2 separate regions of the Homo sapiens genome follow, and region 2 is linked to region 1. A link is a loop called in an ENCODE intact Hi-C map of the cell type or tissue named here. Cell type or tissue: tibial artery. All regions are shown on one strand. Links, peaks and the distances in the headings refer to the core of each region. The heading gives the core; the rest is flanking DNA.

Evidence for each region. A loop is a pair of places that touch in the nucleus more often than their neighbours do. Peaks named below come from ENCODE experiments on the same cell type or tissue, not always from the same donor. Only the 100,000 strongest peaks of a DNase experiment are listed, where the experiment ranks them.
Region 2: it touches region 1 in a loop (4-fold over the local background); 1 of 110 quality-filtered maps calls a loop at or near these places.

Annotation. Positions count from the first base shown.
Region 1 is chr16:31,616,173-31,626,690 of GRCh38, reverse strand. No RefSeq gene overlaps it. Among named protein-coding and RNA genes, the nearest start is that of LINC02190, 68 kb to the right of the region's middle. In tibial artery, for the core only: no CTCF peak of the experiment used is centred there; a DNase peak (open chromatin) is centred at 5,413.
Region 2 is chr16:31,680,176-31,690,693 of GRCh38, reverse strand. It overlaps the pseudogene RBM22P12. Among named protein-coding and RNA genes, the nearest start is that of KRABD5, 28 kb to the left of the region's middle. In tibial artery, for the core only: no CTCF peak of the experiment used is centred there; no DNase peak of the experiment used is centred there; H3K27me3 peaks cover 605 bases.

The DNA of each region.
Region 1 (10,518 bases), core at 4,139-6,638:
ATCAGTGTCTGTTTATTGGATAATTTAACCACTTTATATGTAATTATTGATAGGTAACCATTATAATTTTGTTTTCTGTTTTATACTTCATTTGTTTCTTTTTTCCTCTTATGCTGTCTTCCCTATGGTTTTATTAATTTTTTGTCTTGTTTTTGTTGTTTTTATATACTTTGATTACTTTCTCTTTTTATTGTATGTATCTACTACAGTTTTTTTTCCCCAGTGGTTATAAGACTTACATAAACATTATATAACAGTCTAGTTTAAGATGATAATAATTCAACTTTTATACATAGAAAAACTGTACAGCTTTCCTCCCCTTCACACATTTTACATTATCTATGTCACACTTTAAAACTTTTTATATTGTGTATTCATTAACAAATTATCAGCTATACTTTTAAAAAATACTTCTGTTTTATAGTTCTTATACTAGAATTAAAAGTGATTTATGTACCACCGTTACAGTATTCGAGTATTCTGAATTTCACTATGTACCATTTCCAGTAATATTTGTAGTTTTAATGTTTTCATATTTAGTTTGCATTTCATCATTTCAACTTGAGTAATTCCCTCTAGTCCTTTAGCATTTCTAGACAGGTCTAGTGGTGATGAATTCCCTTAACTTTTTTTTTGGTGGGGGGGCCTTGAAATGTCTTCATCTGTCTTTTATTTCTAGAAGATGCTTTGTTGTATATAGCCTTCTTAGTTGTCTTTTTTTTTTAATCTTCCTTCTTTCAGCACTTTGAATATATGGTATAACTCCCATTTGGCCTGTAAGGTTTCTGCTAAAAAATCTACTGATAACATTATAAAGTTTCCCTTGTATGTGAAGAATCTCTTATCTCATGCTGCTTTCATGATTCTTGCTTTGTCTTTGAATTTTGACAATTTAATTATAATATGTCCCAGGGATATCTTCATTAGGTTCTTCTTGCTGTAGTTATTTTGAGCTTTATGAAACTGGTTGTTCATATCCTTTTCCAGATTTGGGGAATTTTAAGACATTATATCTTTAAATAATCTTTTTTTCCTGTTTCTTTCTTCCTCTGAAAATCCTAAAATATGTATATTTGTTCACTTTATGATATATAGCCTATATGCTCCCTTCTTGCTTTCATTTTTTTTCTAATTGATTACTTTCAAATGACCTGTCTTTGAGTTTGCTGATTTTTTTTTTTTTTCATGATTGAGTCTCTTGTTAAAACTGTTACATTTTTTCAGTTCTTCCATTGTTCACTTTAGTGCCAAGATTTCTGTTTGGTTCTTTTTAATGGTTTCTATTTCTCTATTAAAAGTCTCATTTTGTTCAAATATAGTATTATGAAACTTTTTAGTTATCTATCTGTGTTCTTTTGAATCTCACTGAAATTCTTTTTTTGTTTGTTTGTTTGAGATGGAGTCTCGCTCTGTTGCCCAGGCGGGAGTGCAGTGGCGTGATCTCAGCTCACTGCAAGCTCCGCCTCCCGGGTTCACGCCATTCTCCTGCCTCAGCCTCCCGAGTAGCTGAGACTACAGGTGCCCACCCACCATGCCCGGCTAATTTTTTGTATTTTTTAGTAGAGGCGGGGTTTCACCGTGTTAGTCAGGATGGTCTCCATCTCCTGACCTCATGATCCACCTGCCTCGGCCTCCCAGTGAAATTCTTTAAGATGATTATTTTGAATTATTTGTCAGCCAACTTTCAGATCTCCATTTCTTTGGAGATGATTACTATGGCTTTTTAGTTTCCTTTGGTGGTGGTGGTGGTGGTTTGCCTGATTCTTTATAATCTGTGTAGCCTTATGTTTATTTCCCTGAATGTGAAGGAGCAAACATCTCTTCCAATCATTATAGACTAGTTTTGGGAAGTAAATACTTTATTCTTTCGGATCCCTGAGCTGATGAGATTTTGACTAAGATTGCACTTGAGTGTGTTGGAGCTGTGTCACATGACTGCTACTGGGTCTGCAGTGGGTTTTATGGGACCCCTGGTCACAGCTGAGAGGGTCTGGAACTGATTCACAGGGGTGCTGCAGGATATGGGCCCTGGGCCCATGGCTTGTCTCCTTCCAGGTTTCTCATTGAGCAGAACTGCTCCCAGACCCTGGCTGACAGAAAGTAGAGCCAAACTTACAGGGCTACTTTAAGATTCACAGTGAGACTAATGTCAGCAAGTCTAGCTCCAGGGGCACAGATGTGTGTGCTTTCAGGCAGGTCCCAGGTTGAGCAAAACTCCTGACCTGTGGCTGCATGAAACTGAAGCAAAGTTTCAGTGCCACTTCAGGATTCCCATTCCAGTCAGTGTTGGCAGTTCTACACCCAGGGGCACAGATGGATGTTTTTCCCTGAGGGTCCCTGTGTGGACAGAACTTTTTCCAGACCATGACTGAGAAGTGATGGAGATGGATTTTGCCTTATTCAGGGGCCACAGACAGGATCACGGTCTTCAGGCCTGTCACCTGAATCTCAAGTGGGAAGGAATCCTCCTGGATTCTTGGCAGATTTTTCGAGCAGCAGGACCAAGGCCAAATGAGCTATAGTTAAATCTACGGTGGGATATGGCAATTTTTTTGTTTTGTGTCCAGAACCATAATCAACAAGCCTACCCTTCAGTTAAGGACTTGTCCTCAAATTGTCCTCCTTGATCTTGGGCTTCAGCCGGGCATCAGAAATTCTGACCTGGATCGCAAAGCTCCCATAAAGGCATGGCTGCCACATTATGTTGTGAGAAATATGCATGGGGGCCTCCTATTCTGTCATCTTGCTTATGTTTCCAATCCTATATGTTTCACTTTTGAAAATATATCAAATTTGTGATATTTGGAATGAAAAGTTCTGAAACAAAATGCTCGAATGTGCACATTGTATAAGATGTAAATTAGATTACTAGTGGGCACCATGTATTTATTAATATGTTTGATTATAAGTTTAAGTTTACTGCAAGCAAAAAAGAATTATTAAGATTTATAACCATTTTGTATTTAAATGATGTATAATTTAATTCCAAATACTGACTTTATATTTTAGCAATTCTCACCGTATTTTGCAACATTTATGTTGTTCCTTGATTTGGAAATATAAAGCTTTTCTTAGCTTCAAAGACTTTATTATAGCCATTATATTTTGTGTAAGAATAGCACCAATATATTGATAACATGATAAAGAAGTTTTCCTAGTGTCTTTTAAATATTTATTCATTAAACTTTTCTCATTAGAGCTAATTATTAGTGATTATAATGCATTTTCTGTGACATTTTACTGCCATTCATTGAATGGCAATGATTCAAAATGCCTGTTCTTCATGGGTGCACACAGTTGATAACTGCAAATATCTAAAGGATTATTTTTTAATAGAATATCTATGTTGTATTTATTATTTTATGTACTAAAATTTCTCTTATTCTTGTTATTGATTCCATATGATTGTGTTTCTTTTTTTTCAGATAGGTTTCCTTAGATCAGTTAATTGCATTTTTGTTTTTCAACCTTGATATTATGAGTTGGATGATGATTTTCAACTCTGTACACTTTAAGACAATATAATGTTTAATTTATATATGAATTAGCTATATGCCTGTTGCTTATAAAATACTACGTGCTATTCATCTGTATAAATATTGCCTCTACTTTGTTCATGATTTATCTTGTATTTTTTTTCTTAGCTGTTAATGATTGCTTTATTCTTTCTAGATAAGTAGTTTAGGAAATAATCTTAAATTCACAATCTATTGTTTGGATCTATATAATTATGTGAGAGGAACACTTTTGTTCTTTGAAGGTGATTTTTGAAACATTTTATAACTATCTCTTTTAGGTAGCCAAATTTTTAATGGTGAAAACATATAATTGTCATCTCAAACATTTTTAAGTGTACAGTTTATTAGTGTTAAGTATAGTCATATTGTTTTACAAGAGGTTTGTAGATCATTTTTATTTTACAGAAGTCAAAGTGAATACCCATTAAACAACAAATTGTCCTTTCCACGCTTCTCTCCAGCTCCTGAAGAGCACCATTCTGCCTAATGTTTCTATGAGTTTGGCTACTGTAGATACTTTATGTAAGTGTAATCAAACAGTGTCTCTTTCTTTTTGACTATCTTATTTCACCTAACAATATCCTCAGGGTTTGTCCTTATTATAATATTTGTCAAAATGTCTCTGATTTTTAAGGCTCAGTAATGTTCTGTTGTGTATGTGTGCCACATTTGTTTAATCTGCTCATCCATAAAGGGACATTTTGATTGCTTCCAGGTATTGTCTTTTGGGAGTAATGCTGCAGGGTACATGGGTGTGCAAACATCTATTCCACGTTCTGTTTTGAATATGTTTGGAATATTTTGGATACACGGATGTAGTACCATGTGTATGTTCTTGCTTTTTGTTGCCTCATCCTTTGATATTATGTCAAAAAATTCATTGCCAAGACCAATTTTCATGACCAAGCTTTCCCCTTATGTATTCTTCTAGGAGTTTTACATTTATAGGTTTTATGTTTAACTTTTAGTTTGCTTTTTAAATTGATACAATGTTAATTGTACATATTTATTGGGTATAATTTTATATATATGTGTGTGTTGTATAATGATCATATCAGGATGCTTAGTGCATTACCTCATGTATTTGATAATTCTTTGTAGTGAGAACATTCAAAAGTCTCTGTTCTAGCTGTTTTATTTTAATTTTTATTGTTTGTAGAGACAGGATCTCACTCTATCACCCAGACTGAAGTGCAGTGGCACAATTGTAGTTCACTGTAACTTCAAACTCCTGGGCTCAAGTGATCCTCTGGCCTCAGCTCCCCAAGTAGCTAGGACTACAGGCATGTGCCACCATGCCTGGGTAATTTGTTAAAATTTTTGCATATAGGGTCTCACTACATTGTCCAGGCTGACCTTGAACTCCTGACCTCAAGTAGTCCTCCTGCTTCAGCCTCCCAAAATGCAGAGATTACAAGGATGTAACACTGTGACTAGTCTCTTCCAGCTATTTTGTAATATGCAATACCCTCCTATTAACCATTGTTATCCTGCTGTGTAAGAGAACACTAGAACTTATTTCTCCTATGTAATTGTAACTTTATGCATGTTAACCAACCTCTTTCTCTTTCTGCCCCTTCAGTCTCTGGTAACAACTGTTATATTCTCTGCTTATTATCAACTTTTTTTCCTTTTTTTTTTTTAGGCAGAGTCTAGCTCTGTCACCCAGGCTGGAGTGCAGTGGCGTGATCTCAGCTCATGGCAACCTCTGCTCCTGGGCTCAAGCTATTCTCCTGCCTCAGCCTCCCAAGTAGCTGGGATTACAGGCACGCACCACCATGCCCAGCTAATTTTTTGTATTTTTAGTAGAGACGGGGTTTCACCATGTTGGCCAGGCTAGTCTTGAACTCTTGACCTAAAGTGATCTGCCCACCATGGCCTCCCAAAGTGCTGGGATTAGAGGCATGAGCCACCGCGCCCAGCCCTTTTCTTCTCTCTTTCTTTTTTTTTTTTACATTACTCATTTGAGTAAGATCACGAAGGGTTTATCCTTCTGTATATGGCCTATTCACTTAACATGATATCTCACGGTTCATCCATGTTATTGCAAAGGACAGGATTTTATTCTTTTTGAATGGCTGAATAGTATTTCATTGTGCATGTATACCACATTTTCTTTATCCATTTATCTCGGTGTACATTTGGATTGATTTCATATCTTGGCTGTTATAAAGAGTGCTGCCGTAAACATGGGAATGCAGCTATGTTTTTGACACATTGACTTCCTTTCTTTTGGATATATACCCAATAGTGGAATTGCTAAATCATATGACAGCTGTATTTTTAATTTTTCAGGAACTTCCATACTCTTCTATAGTGGCCATACTACTTTACAATCCCATCGACAGTGTACATGTGTTCTCTTTCCTTCACATCCTCACCAATACTTGTTTTAGTTATAATTTTGTCTTTTTGATTATAGTCATTTTAAATAGAGTGTGATGGCATCTCATTGTGGTTTGGATTTGCACTCCCTTGATGATTAATTATGATGAGCATCTTTTTATGTACCTGTTGGCCATTCGTATGTCTTCTTTTCACTAATGTCTATTAAGGTCTTTGGCACATTTTAAAATTGGATTAATGTTTGTCTTATTTTGAGATTTCAAATTTCTTATGTACTTGACATTAACCTCTTGTCATATATATAGTTTGCGAATATTTTCTCCCGTTGTCTATGTTGTCTCTTCACTCTGTTATTTCATTTCATATGCAAAAATGTTTTAGGTTGATGTAATCTCATTTGCCTATTTTTGCTTAGGTTGCCTTGGCTTTGAAGTCTTTCCAAGTCCGATGTTGTAAAGTATTTGCCCTGCTTTCATCTAATAGTTTCATAGTTTAGGGCATTACATTTAAGTCTATAATCCATTTTGAGTTGGTTTTTGTATAGGATGAGGGTTAGGGGTCTAGTCTTACTCTTCTGCATATGGATATTCAGTTTTTTCCTGCACCATTTATTAAAGAGATTGTCCTTTCGCCAAAGTGTGTTCTCGGCATCTTTGTTGAAAATCAGTCAGCTTTAGGTGCATGAATTTATTTATGGACTCATTGGGCATGTTGGTCTATGTGTTTGTTTTAATGCCAGTACAATGCTCTTTGGGATACTATAGCTTTGTAGTAAATTTTGAAGTCAGGTGGTGTGATGCCTTCAGCCTTGTTCCTTTTGCTCAGGATTGCTTTGGCTATTCAGGGTATTTTGTGGTTCCATGTACATTTAGTTTTTGTGGGGGTTTTTTCTATTTTTTGTGAAGAATGTCATTGGTATTCTGATAGAAATTGCATTAAATCTATAGGTCACTTTGGGTAGCATGCCCATTTTAATAATATTCTTCCAATATATAAACACAATATATTTTCATTTATTCACATGTATTTCATTTTTTATCCATGTTTTATGATTTTCAGTGTAGAGATCTTTCACCTTTTTATTTAAGTTTATAGCTGGGTATCTTAATTTTTTATAGTTATTTGTATACACAGAAAAAGTATTTGACAGAAGTCAACATTCTTTATAGTGAAAACTCTAAGCAAATTATGTATAGAAGGTATGTATCTCAACAAGGTAAATATGACAAACTAGTGTTAATTTACCAAACAGGGAAAAGATGAAAGCTATTTCTCTGAGATCTGTAACATGATAAGGTACCCAGTTTCACCACTCCTATTCAACATAGTACTAGAAGTCCTAGCCAGAGCAGTAAGTCAAGAGAAAGAAGTGAAAGGCATTCAAATTGGAATGGAAAAATGAAATCATCCTTGTTTACAGACAAAATGACCTTGTGTATTAAAAAAACATAAAGCATGACACCAAAAACCTGTCAGAACTAATAAACAAGTTCTGTAAAGTTGCAGGATACAAAGTCAACATATAAATATCAATAGCATCTCTGTGTGCTGATAGAAAACCATCTGAAAAAGAAAATAAAAAATGCAAGTTACAGTAGCTACAAAATATAAGTCAGTCCATTTTGAGTTCACATTTGTAAATGCGCAAGGTAAGGTAACTTTATTTTTTCCCTGTGGATTTCCAATATTCCCAAGCCTGTTTGTTGAAGAGACTGTCCTTTTCTCATTGTGAATTCTTGGAACCCTCATTGAAAATAAGTTTACTGTCTACATGAGTGTTTATTTCTGGACTCTCCAATCTGTTTCATCTTTTATTTACCTTTACGTCAGTAGCACACTGTTTTGAGTACAATAGCTTTATAGTATGTTTTGAAATCAGAAAGTATGATGCCTCTTTGTTTTTCTTTCCCAAGATTGTTTATCCATCTGTGGAAGACTTTTATCCATCTGTGGTCTCTTGAGATACCACAGACATTTTAGACTATTTTAATACTTGTGTGAAAAGTTCCATTAATATTTTGATGGAGAGTGCATTGAATCTGTAGATTCAATGGGTAGTATTGACATCTTAACAATATTGTCTTCAAATTCTTGAACAAGAGTGTGTTTGAGAATTTATTTAATTTTCACATATTCGTGGACATGCCATTTTTCTTTCTGTTCTTCTAGTTTTATTCTGTTGTAGTAAGAAGTGATGCTTTGTGTGATTTTCATCTGGTTAAATTTGGTAAGACTGTTTTGCAGCTTAACAGGTTGTCTATCTGTGATAATGTGTCATGTATGGTTATGGATATTATGTATTCTGCTGTTGAATGGTCAGTTATGTATATGACTGTTAGGTCTAATGGTCTATAGTGTTGTTCAAGTCCTCTGTTTCCTTATTCATCTTCTGTCTCTTTTATTCTTTCCATTACTGAAAGTGGAGTATGGAAGTCTCCTACTACTATTGTACTGCTGGCTACTTATTGCTTCAATTCTGTAAAAGTTTCCCAGTTGCTGCATGTATTTGAGAGGTGTGATGTTATGTGCATATATGTTAATATTTATTATAGCTTCCTGGACAATGAACCCTTTTATAATTATATAGTGCTCTTTCTTATCTCTTGTGATATGTTTTGATGTAACATGTATTTTAACTAATATGACAGTATTTTACTTTTCTCATTATTTTTTTCCATTCTTTCATGTTCAGCTTATGTGTGTTCTTAGATCTAAATTTGGCCTTCCATGGAAAGCATGGAGTTGGATCTTTTTTCTTGAATTTATTCAGCCAAGTTGTCTTTCGAATTTATTCATTTATGTAGAAAGTAATTACTGAAAGAGAATGACTCACTATTGCATTTTGTTCACTTTTTTGTTTTAGGTCTTGTATCTATTTTGGTCCTGTTTTCCTCTCTTGCTATCTTCCTTAGTGTTTTGTTGATTTTTGTAGTGACATGTTTTAATTCCTTTCCCACTTCTCTCTGTGTATCTGTTATAGGTATTTGCTTTGTGGTTACCATAGATATTATGTAAAACATCTTAAAGTTATAACAATTTACCTCAAGCTGCTAACCTTAATTGCATACAAAAATCCTGCCTCTTTAGGAGCCCTCCATTGTATTTTATTGATATCACAAATTATATCACTTTATACTGTGAATCCATTAGCACAGATTTGTGGTTATTTTTAAGTGTTTGACTTCAAATCTATAGCAGAATTAAAAGTATTCTCTGCACTGTCGTCATAATACAGAATATTTTATTGTGTATATAATTACTGTTACCAGAAAACTTTATATTTCTATTAATTTTGTGTTACTATTTACCATCATTTTATTTTTCAATATGAAGAACTGTTTCTCTTTAGCACTTCTTTTAGAACAGATCTAGTGGGTATGAATTCATTTGGCTTTTGTTGATTTTGAATATTCTTTATTTCCAAATTTTTAAAGGATAGTTTTGGAAGATAACATTTTCTTGATTGGTAGTTGTCATTATTCAGCACTTTGAATATATCATTCTTCAACTTTCTGACCTGTGAGATTTTTTGCTGAGACCATCTGCTGGTCATCCTATAGGAGTGGGCCTTGTATATCAAGTCACTGGGGGTTTTTTTGTTGTTTTTTGGCTTCTAAATTCCCTTTGTTTGTAACTTTTGAATCTCTGATTAGAATGTGTCTTGTTGTGGGTCTCTTTGTGTTGCTACTAGTTAGAGTTGGTAGAGTTTCATTAAATTTTAGGCCATTTTCTCCCTCAAATTTGGAAAATTCTCAGCCATCATTTCTTCAAATAAATTTTCTACTCTTTTCTCTCTCTTTGCATTCTAGAATTCCTATTATGAGCATATTGGCCTACTTGATAGTACCCAATTAGTCCCTTAGACACTCTGTTGTTTTCTTTTTTTCTTTTTACTGTCCTGACCATAAACTTTCAAATAACTTATTACCAAGCTTGTTGGGTCTTTTTCTCCTACATCAAGTCTGCTGTTGAACCCTCTAGTGAATCCTTAAATTCAGTTATTTTTCAGCTCCACACTTTGTGTTTTTACAGTTCATAAGCTCATTTTCTTCATGTATTTTTATCTTCTTTTATTTGTCTGTGTTCTCCTGTAATTGGTTGAGCATCTTTAAAATAGATATTTTACTAGGCACAGTGACATGTGCGTGTAATCCCAGCTACTTTGGAAGCTAAGGCAGGAGGATCACTTGAGGCCAGCCTAGGCAATATTGCAAGACCCTGTGTCTAAGATTTTTTTTAATTAGTTGTTGTGGCATGTGCCTGTAGTCCCAGTGACTCAGGAGGCTGTGTCAGGAGGATTGCTTTACCCCAGGAATTTGAGGCTAGGCTACATTGAGCTGTAATTGTACCAGTGTACTCCAGTCTGAGTGACAGAGTAAGACCCCATTTTTTTTCCTTTTTCTTTTCTATTTTTTTTTATATACTTTTGACTTTTATTTTAGATTCAATGTATACATGTGCTGGTTTATTATATGGGTATATTGCATGACACTGGTTTGGGGTATGAATAATCCCATCACCCAGATAATGAGCATAGTGCCTAATAGGTAGTTTTTCAGCCCTTGCCTCCTTCCTTTACTCCCCCTCTGTATAAGTCCCCATTGTCTCTTTTTCCCATCTTTATGTCCATATGTACCCAATATTTAGTTCCCAG
Region 2 (10,518 bases), core at 4,244-6,743, 64 kb before region 1:
GTAAGCTATTAATTATTGCCTCAATTTCAGAGCCTGTTATTGGTCTATTCAGAGATTCAACTTCTTCCTGGTTTAGTCTTGGGATGGTGTAGGTGTCAAGGAATTTATCCATTTCTTCTAGATTTTCTAGTTTACTTGGGTAGATGTGTTTATAGTATTCTCTGATGGTAGTTTGTATTTCTGTGCGATCGGTGGTGATATCCCCTTTATCATTTTTTATTGTGTCTATTTGATTCTTCTCTCTTTTCTTCTTTATTAGTCTTGCTAGCGGTCTCTCAATTTTGTCGATCCTTTCAAAAAATCAGCTCCTGGATTCATTAATTTTTTGAAGGGTTTTTTGTGTCTCTATTTCCTTCAGTTCTGCTCTGATTTTACTTATTTCTTGCCTTCTGCTAGCTTTTGCATGTGTTTGCTCTTGCTTCCCTAGTTCTTTTAATTGTGATGTTAGGGTGTCAATTTTAGATCTTTCCTGCTTTCTCTTGTGGGCATTTAGTGCTATAAATTTCCCTCTACACATTGTTTTAAATCTGTCCCAGAGATTCTGGTATGTTGTGTCTTTGTTCTCGTTGGTTTCAAAGAACATCTTTATTTCTGCCTTAATTTCGTTATGTACCCAGTAGTCATTCAGGAGCATGTTGTTCAGTTTCCATGTAATTGAGCGGTTTTGAGTGAGTTTCTTAATCCTGAGTTCTAGTTTAATTGCACTGCGGTCTGAGAGACAGTTTGTTATCATTTCTGATCTTTTATGTTTGCTGAGGAGTGCTTTACTTCCAACTATGTGGTCAATTTTGGAATAGGTGTGGTATGGTGCTGAAAAGAATGTACATTCTGTTGATTTGGGGTGGAGAGTTCTGTAGATGTCTATTAGGTCTGCTTGGTGCAGAGCTGAGTTCCATTCCTGGATATCCTTGTTAATTTTCTGTCTCATTGATCTGTCTAATGTTGACAGTGGGGTGTTAAAGTCTCCCATTATTATTGTGTGGGAGTCTAAGTCTCTTTGTAGGTCTCTAAGGACTTGCTTTATGAATCTGGGTGCTCCTGTATTGGGTGCATATATGTTTAGGATAGTAAGCTCTTTTTGTTGAATTGATCCCTTTACCATTATGTAATGGCCTTCTTTGTCTCTTTGGATCTTTGTTGGTTTAAAGTCTGTTTTATCAGAGACTAGGATTGCAACACCTGCCTTTTTTTGTTTTCCGTTTGCTTGATAGATCTTCCTCCATCCCTTTATTTTGAGCCTATGTGTGTCTCTGCACGTGAGATGGGTTTCCTGAATACAGCACACTGATGGGTCTTGACTCCTTATCCAATTTGCCAGTCTGTGTCTTTTAATTGGAGCATTTAGCCCATTTACATTGAAGGTTAATATTCTTATGTGTGAATTTGATCCTGTCATTATGATGTTAGCTAGTTATTGCTCGTTAGTTGATGCAGTTTCTTCCTAGCCTCCATGGTCTTTACAATTTGGCATGTTTTTGCAGTGGCTACTACCGGTTGTTCCTTTCCATGTTTAGTGCTTCCTTCAGGAGCTCTTTTAGGGCAGGCCTGGTGGTGACAAAATCTCTCAGCATTTGCTTGTCTGTAAAGTATTTTATTTCTCCTTCACTTATGAAGCTTAGTTTGGCTGGATATGAAATTCTGGGTTGAAAATTCTTTTCTTTAAGAATGTTGAATATTGGCCCCCACTCTCCTCTGGCTTGTAGAGTTTCTGCTGAGAGATCAGCTGTTAGTCTGATAGGCTTCCCTTTGTGGGTAACCTGACCTTTCTCTCTGGCTGCCTTTAACATTTTTTCGTTGATTTCAACTTTGGTGAATCTGACTATTATGTGTCTTGGAGTTGCTCTTCTTGAGGAGTATCTTTGTGGCATTCTCTATATTTCCTGAATTTGAATGTTGGCCTGCCTTGCTAGATTGGGGAAGTTCTCCTGGATAATATCCTGCAGAGTGTTTTCCAACTTGGTTCCGTTCTCCCCTTCACTTTCAGGTACACCAATCAGACGTAGATTTGGTCTTTTCACATAGTCCCATATTTCTTGGAGGCTTTGTTCATTTCTTTTTATTCTTTTTTCTCTAAACTTCTCTTCTCGCTTCATTTCATTCATTTGGTCTTCCATCGCTGATACCCTTTCTTCCAGTTGATTGAATTGGCTACTGAGGCTTGTGCATTCATCACGTAGTTCTCATGCCATGGTTTTCAGCTCCATCAGGTCCTTTGAGGACTTCTCTGCATTGGTTATTCTAGTCAGCCATTCGTCTAATTTTTTTCAAGGTTTTTAACTTCTTTGCCATAGGTTCAAACATCCTCCTTTAGCTCAGGTTTGATCATCTGAAGCCTTCTTCTCTCATCAAAGTCATTCTCCGTCCAGCTTTGTTCCATTGCTGGTGGGGAGCTGCATTCCTTTGGAAGAGGAGAGGCCCCCTGATTTTTAGAGTTTCCAGTTTTTCTGCTCTGTTTTTTCCCCATCTTTGTGGTTTTATCTACCTTTGGTCTTTGACGATGGTGATGTACAGATGGGTTTTTGGTGTGGATGTCCTGTTTGTTAGTTTTCCTTCTAACAGTCAGGACCCTCAGCTGCATGTCTGTTGGAGTTTCCTGGAGGTCCACTCCAGACCCTGTTTGCCTGGGTATCAGCAGCGGAGGCTGCAGAACAGCGGATATTGGTGAACAGCAAATGTTGCTGCCTATTCGTTCCTCTGAAAGTTTTGTCTCAGAGGATTATCCGGCCTTGTGAGGTGTCAGTCTGCCCCTACTGGGGGGTGCCTCCCAGTTAGGCTACTAGGGGGTCAGGGACCCACTTGAGGAGGCAGTCTGTCCGTTCTCAGATCCAAGCTGCGTGCTGGGAGAACCACTACTCTCTTCAAAGCTGTCAGACAGGGGCATTTAAGTCTGCAGAGGTTTCTGCTGCCTTTTGTTTGGCTATGCCCTGCCCCCAGAGGTGGAGTCTACAGAGACAAGAAGGCCTCCTTGAGCTGTGGTGGGCTCCACCCAGATCGAGCTTCCCAGCTGTTTTCTTTACCTACTCAAGCCTCGGCAATGGCGGATGCCCCTCCCCCAGCCTCACTGCCGCCTTGCAGTTTGATCTCAGACTGCTGTGCTAGCAATAAGTGAGGCTCCGTGGGCATAGGACCCTCCAAGCCAGGCGGGAGATATAATCTCCTGGTGTGCCGTTTGCTAAGACTGTTGGAAAAAGTGCAGTATCAGGGTGGGAGTGACCCGATTTTCCAGGTGCCATCTGTCACCCCTTTCTTTGACTAGGAAAGGGAATTCCCTGACCCCTTGCGCTTCCCGGGTGAGGCGATGCCTCGCCCTGCTTCGGCGCACACTCAGTGCAGTGCACCCACTGTCTGACACTCCCCAGTGAGATGAACCCAGTACCTCAGTTGGAAATGCAGAAATCACCCGTCTTCTGTGTCACTCACGCTGGGAGCTGTAGACTGGAGCTGTTCCTATTCGGCCATCTTGGTTCCACCCTTTTCTTTTCAATTAAAAAAAATTATTATATATTTATGAGATACAATGTGATGTTTGATATATGTATACAGTATGGAAAGATTCAATTGAGCCAATTAACATAGCCATCCACTCACCAATTTAGCATCTTTTTTGTTGTGAGAATATTAAAAATTGAATATTGTGATTTAAATGTACAATTCATTATTAACTGTGTTCACCATGCAGTACAATAGAACACACTTATTCCTCCAGACTAAATAAAAGTTTGTATCCTTCCATAAACATCTTCTTTTTCCGTATTCTTCCCGTCCCCCTGACCCAGCCTCTGGTTGCCACCTTTCTAGTCTCTTTTCTCTGTTTCTGTGAGATCAACCTTTTTGATTCCACGTATAGGTGAGATCATATAGTATTTGTCTTTCTATGCCTGGTTTACTTCACATAGCAGAATATCCTCTGGTTAAATCCAAGATATCACAGATGACATAATTTCCCTCTTTTTTATGGAAAAATAGTTCTCCAATATATATATACACCACATTTTCTTTTCTATTCTTTCTTTCTTTTTTCTTTTTCTTTTTTTTTTTTTTTTTTTTTTTTTTTTTTTTTTTTTGAGACAGGTTCTTGCTCTGTTGCCCAGGCTGGAGTGCAATGGCATGATTTCAGCTCACTGCAACCTCCTCCTCCTGGGTTCAGGCTATTCTTCTGACTCAACCTCCTGGGTAGCTGGGATTACAGGTCCCCACCACCATGCCCAGCCAATTTTTGTATTTTTAGTAGAGACGGGCATGTTGGCCAGGCTGGTCCTGAACTCCTGACTTCAAGCCATCTGCCCGCTTTGTCTTCCCAAAGTGTGGGATTACAGGCATAAGCCACCATGCTCAGCCCACAGTTTCTTCATTCATCCATTGATGGACACTTGGGTTGCTTCCATATCTTGATTATTGTCAGTAATGCCAAAATAACCATGAGGGTAAATATCTCTCTTCAATATACTAATTTAAATTCTTTTTGATATATACCACAAAAGTGGAATTGCTAGATCATAGGATACCTTTTTTTTTTTGATGGAGTCTCACTCTGTCACCAGGCTAGAGTGCTGTGGCGCATTCTCGACTCAGTGCAACCTCTGCCTCCCAGGTTCAAGGGATTCTTCTGCCTCTGTCTCCCAAGTAGCTGGGATTACAGGCATGCGCCACCATGCCTGGCTAATTTTTGTAGTTTTAGTAGAGATGGGGTTTCACTATGTTGGCCAGGATGGTCTCGATCTCCTGACCTCGTGACCTGCCCGCCTCAGCCTCCCAAAGTGCTGGGATTACACGCGTGAGCCACTGCGCCTGGCCAGGATACTTTTATTTCTAGTTTTTTGAAGAACGTCCATACCGTTTTCAGAATGGCTGTACTACTTTACATTCCCACCAATAGGGTACAAGAGTTTTCTTTTCTCCACATCTTTGCCAACACTTGAAATCATTAGTCTTTTTGATAAGAACCGTTCTAACAGGCCTGAGGTGATAACATTAACATTGCTTTCCTTTTTTCTCAATTAAGTGGTCAGAATTTTGTATTTAATGTCTTTAAATGGCCTCATACCTATAATCCCAGCATTTTGGGAGGCTGAGGCAGGCGGATCACCTGAGGTCAGGAGTTCGAGACCAGCCTCACCAACATGGTGAAACCAAGTCTCTACTAAAAATACAAAATTAGTTGGGCGTGATGGCGCTCACCTGTAATCCCAGCTACTCGGGAGGCTGAGGCAGGAGAATTACTTGAACCTGGGAAGTGGAGGTTGCAGTGAGCCAAGATCACACCACTGCACTCCAGTCTGGGCAGCAAGAGCGAAATTCTGTCTCAAAAAAAAAAATGGCCTCAAACTCCCACTGAAAATGATTTCTCATGGCATTAGCATAATTTCAGACTACTCATCAGAATGATGAAGTCCCATGTGAAATGACCTGGAGTGGGGAGGGCAGGGAGGAAGCTGCAGCCAGAACAGACAAAGGAGAAGGGCTGGGATGCCTGTGGAGCTAGTGGTGAAACTTGTGAACCCCAAGTACCTGAGATGGGTCTCAGTCAATTTACAAAGTTAATTTTGCCAAGGTTAAGGATGCATGCCTGTGACACAGCTTCAGGAGGTCCTGATGACATGTGCTCAAGGTGGTCAGGGCAGAGCTTGGTTTTATACATTTTTAGGGAGAAATGGGATATTAACCAATCTATGTAAGATGAACATTGGTTCAGTCCTGAAAGGCAGGACAACTCAAAGCAAAGGCATGACAAACGGTTACATTCTTTTTTTTTTTTTTTAAGATGAAGTCTTGCTCTTGTCACCCAGGCTGGAGTGCAACGGCACCATCTCAGTTCATTGCAACCTCCACCTCCCGGGTTCAAGCGATTCTCCTGCCTCAGCCACCCAAGTAACTGGGATTACAGATGCCTGCCACCACGCCCAGCTAATTTTCATATTTTTAGTAGAAAATATGAAAATAACTTTCAGCCTCTCTCCCTCCTCAGAGGTTGGGGTGGGGCTAAGAAATGGTCTGTTACAGTGAAATTGTATCTACAGTCAAGAGACTGTATCATCCAGGTGAAGAAGTGGCATTGCTTCTACATGTGGAGAGAGGATGCCTGTTCCCAGGCTGCAACACTGATTCTGTGGTGCAAGAATTCTGCTGGCTTCATTTTTGAATTCTTTCCAGTTCCTCTCTGTCTGTTAAATCAGTGAAAGGTAAATAAATATTGGAACCCCAAAATCACTCATCTAAAGGGAAAAGTCAAGTTGGGAACTGCTTAGGGCAAACCTGCCTTCCATTCTATTCAAAGTCATCCCTCTGCTCACTGAGAAAAATGTGTATCTTGTTGCCTCCTTTGGAAAGGCTAATTAGAAACAAAACAATGCAACCTTGGTCGGGCGTGGTGGCTCACGCCTGTAATCTCAGCACTTTGGGAGGCCGAGGTGGGCGGATCACCTGAGGTCAGGAATTCGAGGCCAGCCTGGCCAACACGAAACCCCGTCTCTACTAAAAATACAAAAATTAGCCAGGCGTGGTGGCGGGCACCTGTAATCCCAGCTATTCGGGAGACTGAGACAGGAGAATCACTTGAACCCGGGAGGCAGAGGTTGCAGTGAGCCGAGACTGTGCCATTGCACTCCAGCCTGGGCAACAGAGAGAGACTCCATCTCAAAAAAAAAAAAAAAAGAAAAGAAAAAAGAACTGAATTATACAACTCCCAGGCTATTGATTCAGAGAAATCTCCATACATTTTGGTGACAGAAGACACAGAAGTATTCTGTATTGATTGTCGAGTGAGGAAAAAGGAAAAACACTTTGGTTGATTTATTTTTTCTATATCTCTCTGAGTTAGAAAAGTGAAAAATAAGGTGGGGATGTGTATATATTAATGACAAAAGTTGTTCAAGAGAAAGATGTATCAAACTGGCATCTACAAAGGCGAAGTAAAATGGTTTTGATAAACTTATCCCAAGAAATGTGGAGAAACAGGTCTAAGAAACACATTCTATTGGAGGAGACCATCGTGTTTGTGAAAATCTCCCTGGGCAGTTCTCACACGCAGCCTGGGTTGAGATCTGCATCCCTAGAAGAAGAGGGTTATCTTTGTCATGCACTGTTCTGAGGAGAGGGGTGACCTTAGTGCTTCCTCATCTTGTTTTTTTTGAGACAGAGTCTCGCTCTGTCACCCAGGCTGGAGTGCAGTGGCACGACCTCAGCTCACTGCAACCTCTGCCTTCTGGGTTCAAGCGATTCTCCTGCCTCAGCCTCCTGAGTCGCTGGGACTACAGGCACATGCCACCACATCCCGCTAAGTTTTGTATTTTTAGCAGAGATGGGGTTTCACCATGTTGGCCAGGCTGGTCTCCAACTCCTGACCTTGTGATCCACCTGCCTCAGCCTCCCGAAGTGCTGGGATTATAGGCATGAGCCACCGCGCCCGGCCTGTCCTTACTCATCTTAATGTGCCACAGGGACGCGAAGACTTCAGTAACTGGGAGTCACACCCAGGTGCAGATTAGAACTCTCTGCTGAGGGTTTTACCATCCTGTGAGGTCTCATCCCAGAGATTCTGATAGGATGATCCAGCTTAGGGCCCTGGCATCAGCAGGCCTGAAGCTCCCAGGAGGCCCTGATGCACTGCCAGGGCTGGGCCACTGACCCCCAGAGGGCCCCAATGCCCAGGGAGCTTTTTCCCCTGAGGTAATGAGGAGAGCTTCCTGGACATCTTGGGGCCTGGGGCAGAGGACTAGGGTGTGACCGAGGAGCTCTTCTTGAGATAGACTCTGGAGGGATGTGTGGGTTCTATACTAATGTGTTTTTCAAATCTGTTTAAGGCTGTTTCTCTTCTTGAGGATATGTCAGGAAATGCTTGTGTTCAGCTTTTGAGCTTAGGGAAACTCGTCAAACCTAAGGAAAATTGTTTCCATAATTTTTGGGTAAATGAAAATAATTTCTGATCCCATGATACAAAGCTCCATGAAGTTCACGTTTTCATCTGACTCATAGAAATACAAAAACATTTTATTTTTGCCTTCTTTTTGGTGGGTACAGATTTCTTTGGTGATAAATGACAAAAAGAGAGGAAGGAAAATATCTGGGCTGTGATGGGGACTGGTCTCTACCTGTTTTTCTGAGGGTGTGGCTTCAAAAGAGTTAAATCACACACACCACTACAAAAATTAGGAATACCAATCCCTTTCTTTTAAGATAATAAAATGGAAAATACCCAATGGACACAAACATGTTCAAAAGGTTTTTTTTTCCTCTCAAGCCAATTTCCACCCTCATAAAAAGAGACAAATGATTATATGATTGGATGCTAACTCCATTGGACATTCTATAACTCACTCAGCTGCTCGTCCCCCATAGAGGTGAGAGGAACAGGCAGTATGTTTTATTAGTCATGTTATAGTAGTAAACATGTTTTAATGAAAGCTTATTTGATTTCCATTGATCCTTTGAATCCATATGAAAAAGCATGGCTGTCATTTCCTGCCCATATCTGACCACATTCAGATGCTCTGGGAACCATAAATAAAGAAAAAAAATATTTACTCCAATGTTCATTAATTGGGATTTTAAGTTGATGTTCCTTCCATAGAGCCTGAGGGTGGTGAAAATGTGACAGGGGCTGCTGTGGTTTCCAGAACGAGCTCCCATCCTCTGGGGGTCCTGAGATGGATTGATCCTGGAGTCCAACACAGGATCCAACACAATGGATTGATCCTAGAGTCCTCTCAAAAGGAAGGCAATGGTCCCATTGGATGGAACATGGGTGGCTGAAATCCTGGGGGGAGCAGCAGGACACACCAGGGGCTGGTGGCCAGGCAATGCTCACCACAGCTGGAGGAGCATGTGGGTGTATGTTGCTGTGGTTGGCAGATACATCTGTTGCTACTGCAGGAAGAGGAAGAGTTCCTGTTCCTGGCAGTGCTGGAATAGGCGTTAGCTGGATCCCAGCCTGCGGTTCTGTCCTTTTTCTTTTCCTCTGACTGCTTGGGATCCTCTCCATTTTCTACGGAGTCTGCAGCCCTTGACAATCAACTTATTAAAGGATTTCTCTGCAGCCACTTCTGTAGCCTGCCCTGTGGAAACCTGGACGAAAGCACACTACTTTCTGGTCTGCACAACAGTGATCACTCAGATCTTCAAATAACTAGAAATGATTATTTAGATCTGTCTCAGTAATGGCATCACCCAGATCACCAACACAGAGTCTGGTGATAACCTTGTCCTCTGGTGGATCTGGACAAGACATGGTGAAGCCTGCTTTAGAAGCTTATCTGCTCCAGAGTCATTGATTCCATATCAGTCTTTAATATTCTTATCAGCAAGGGGGTCATCTGGATCTGTAGGCTTCCCATGTCTGTGTGGGCCCTCTTCTTCTCCCTCACACTCTCCTTTCACCCAGAAGGAGCAAATGTGCTTATTCCTTTGGTAGTAGGGTGTGGTCTGTGCCAGTTTGTACAGCACGTCACTGGTGTATGTGACTCTCCCAGCTGGCCAACTAGCTGTGTTCTGTCTGTTATATTCTGCATATAGTACTCTTCATTGATGTCTGACTTTGCCAAGTCATCTTTTAAAGACAATTCTGTATCATGAACCTGAATGGACAGGCCATACTCAAGGACTAAGAGGCAGGCCTGGCAGATGTTCCTCAATGTCCTGCAGGCTTGGCACACTTCAGTCTTCTTGAAATGCATGTGGATCCCAGGGTACCAACAAAACACTGTGTATGGCCTGGAATAGATTTTCCATTTTGTCTCATACTTTTCTTTGGTCATTCAGATATACAGGTTTTCTCCAAGACATGTCTGGCACAGAATGGAGAAGTTTACGTCTTCCCAGTTTTGCTTATTTTAGGTATTGGAACCAAGAAATGTCACCGTCTTGAGAGGGTCTAGAGGCAGTGGTAGCATTCGAGGTGGTAGCCAGGACCGCCACACACCCATCAGCCCAACTCTTCTTCATGCCCCTATTCTTGAGACCCTGGGCAATTGCCTTTGACACCATGATTCCTCTTTTTTGTCCCAAGGTGAAACTCTTCCAAGGAATCCCCATTCTTGTAGGAAGCTCTGGATTTCCTGATCTCTCCAAGGACTGGCCTGGAAGGGACAGAGAAATGCGAATGCCCTTTGAAACTACTCACAGCGTATAGTTGAGTGGTTTCCAAAGACCCCCTCTATGCTGCCAAGCCCTAAGCATGCTCTCGTATCTGTTGTTGGGAGATAATAAAACCTTAAATGAGAAGAGCAAGAACCAGGATCCCTGGGAGAAGTAACGTCTAATCCTTAAACTCATGGACATGTCAGGAAGCACCTGTCTGGATATTTATCATGCTCAATAATGGATAAAGACACCTGAACAGTGAATGAATGAAAGGATTTTCAGGCTAAGTATTTCTGCCCTGGAAGGGTTCTTCTTTTGTTTCAGGCATAGTGATCTGCCCTGAGAAGAGAGCTTGGGTCACCTTCTGGTCACCAGGTGTTGCTTGGCAAGAGCCCCATATATAATGAGCCATAGACCCATCATCTATTGAGCTGCCTTTGTTGC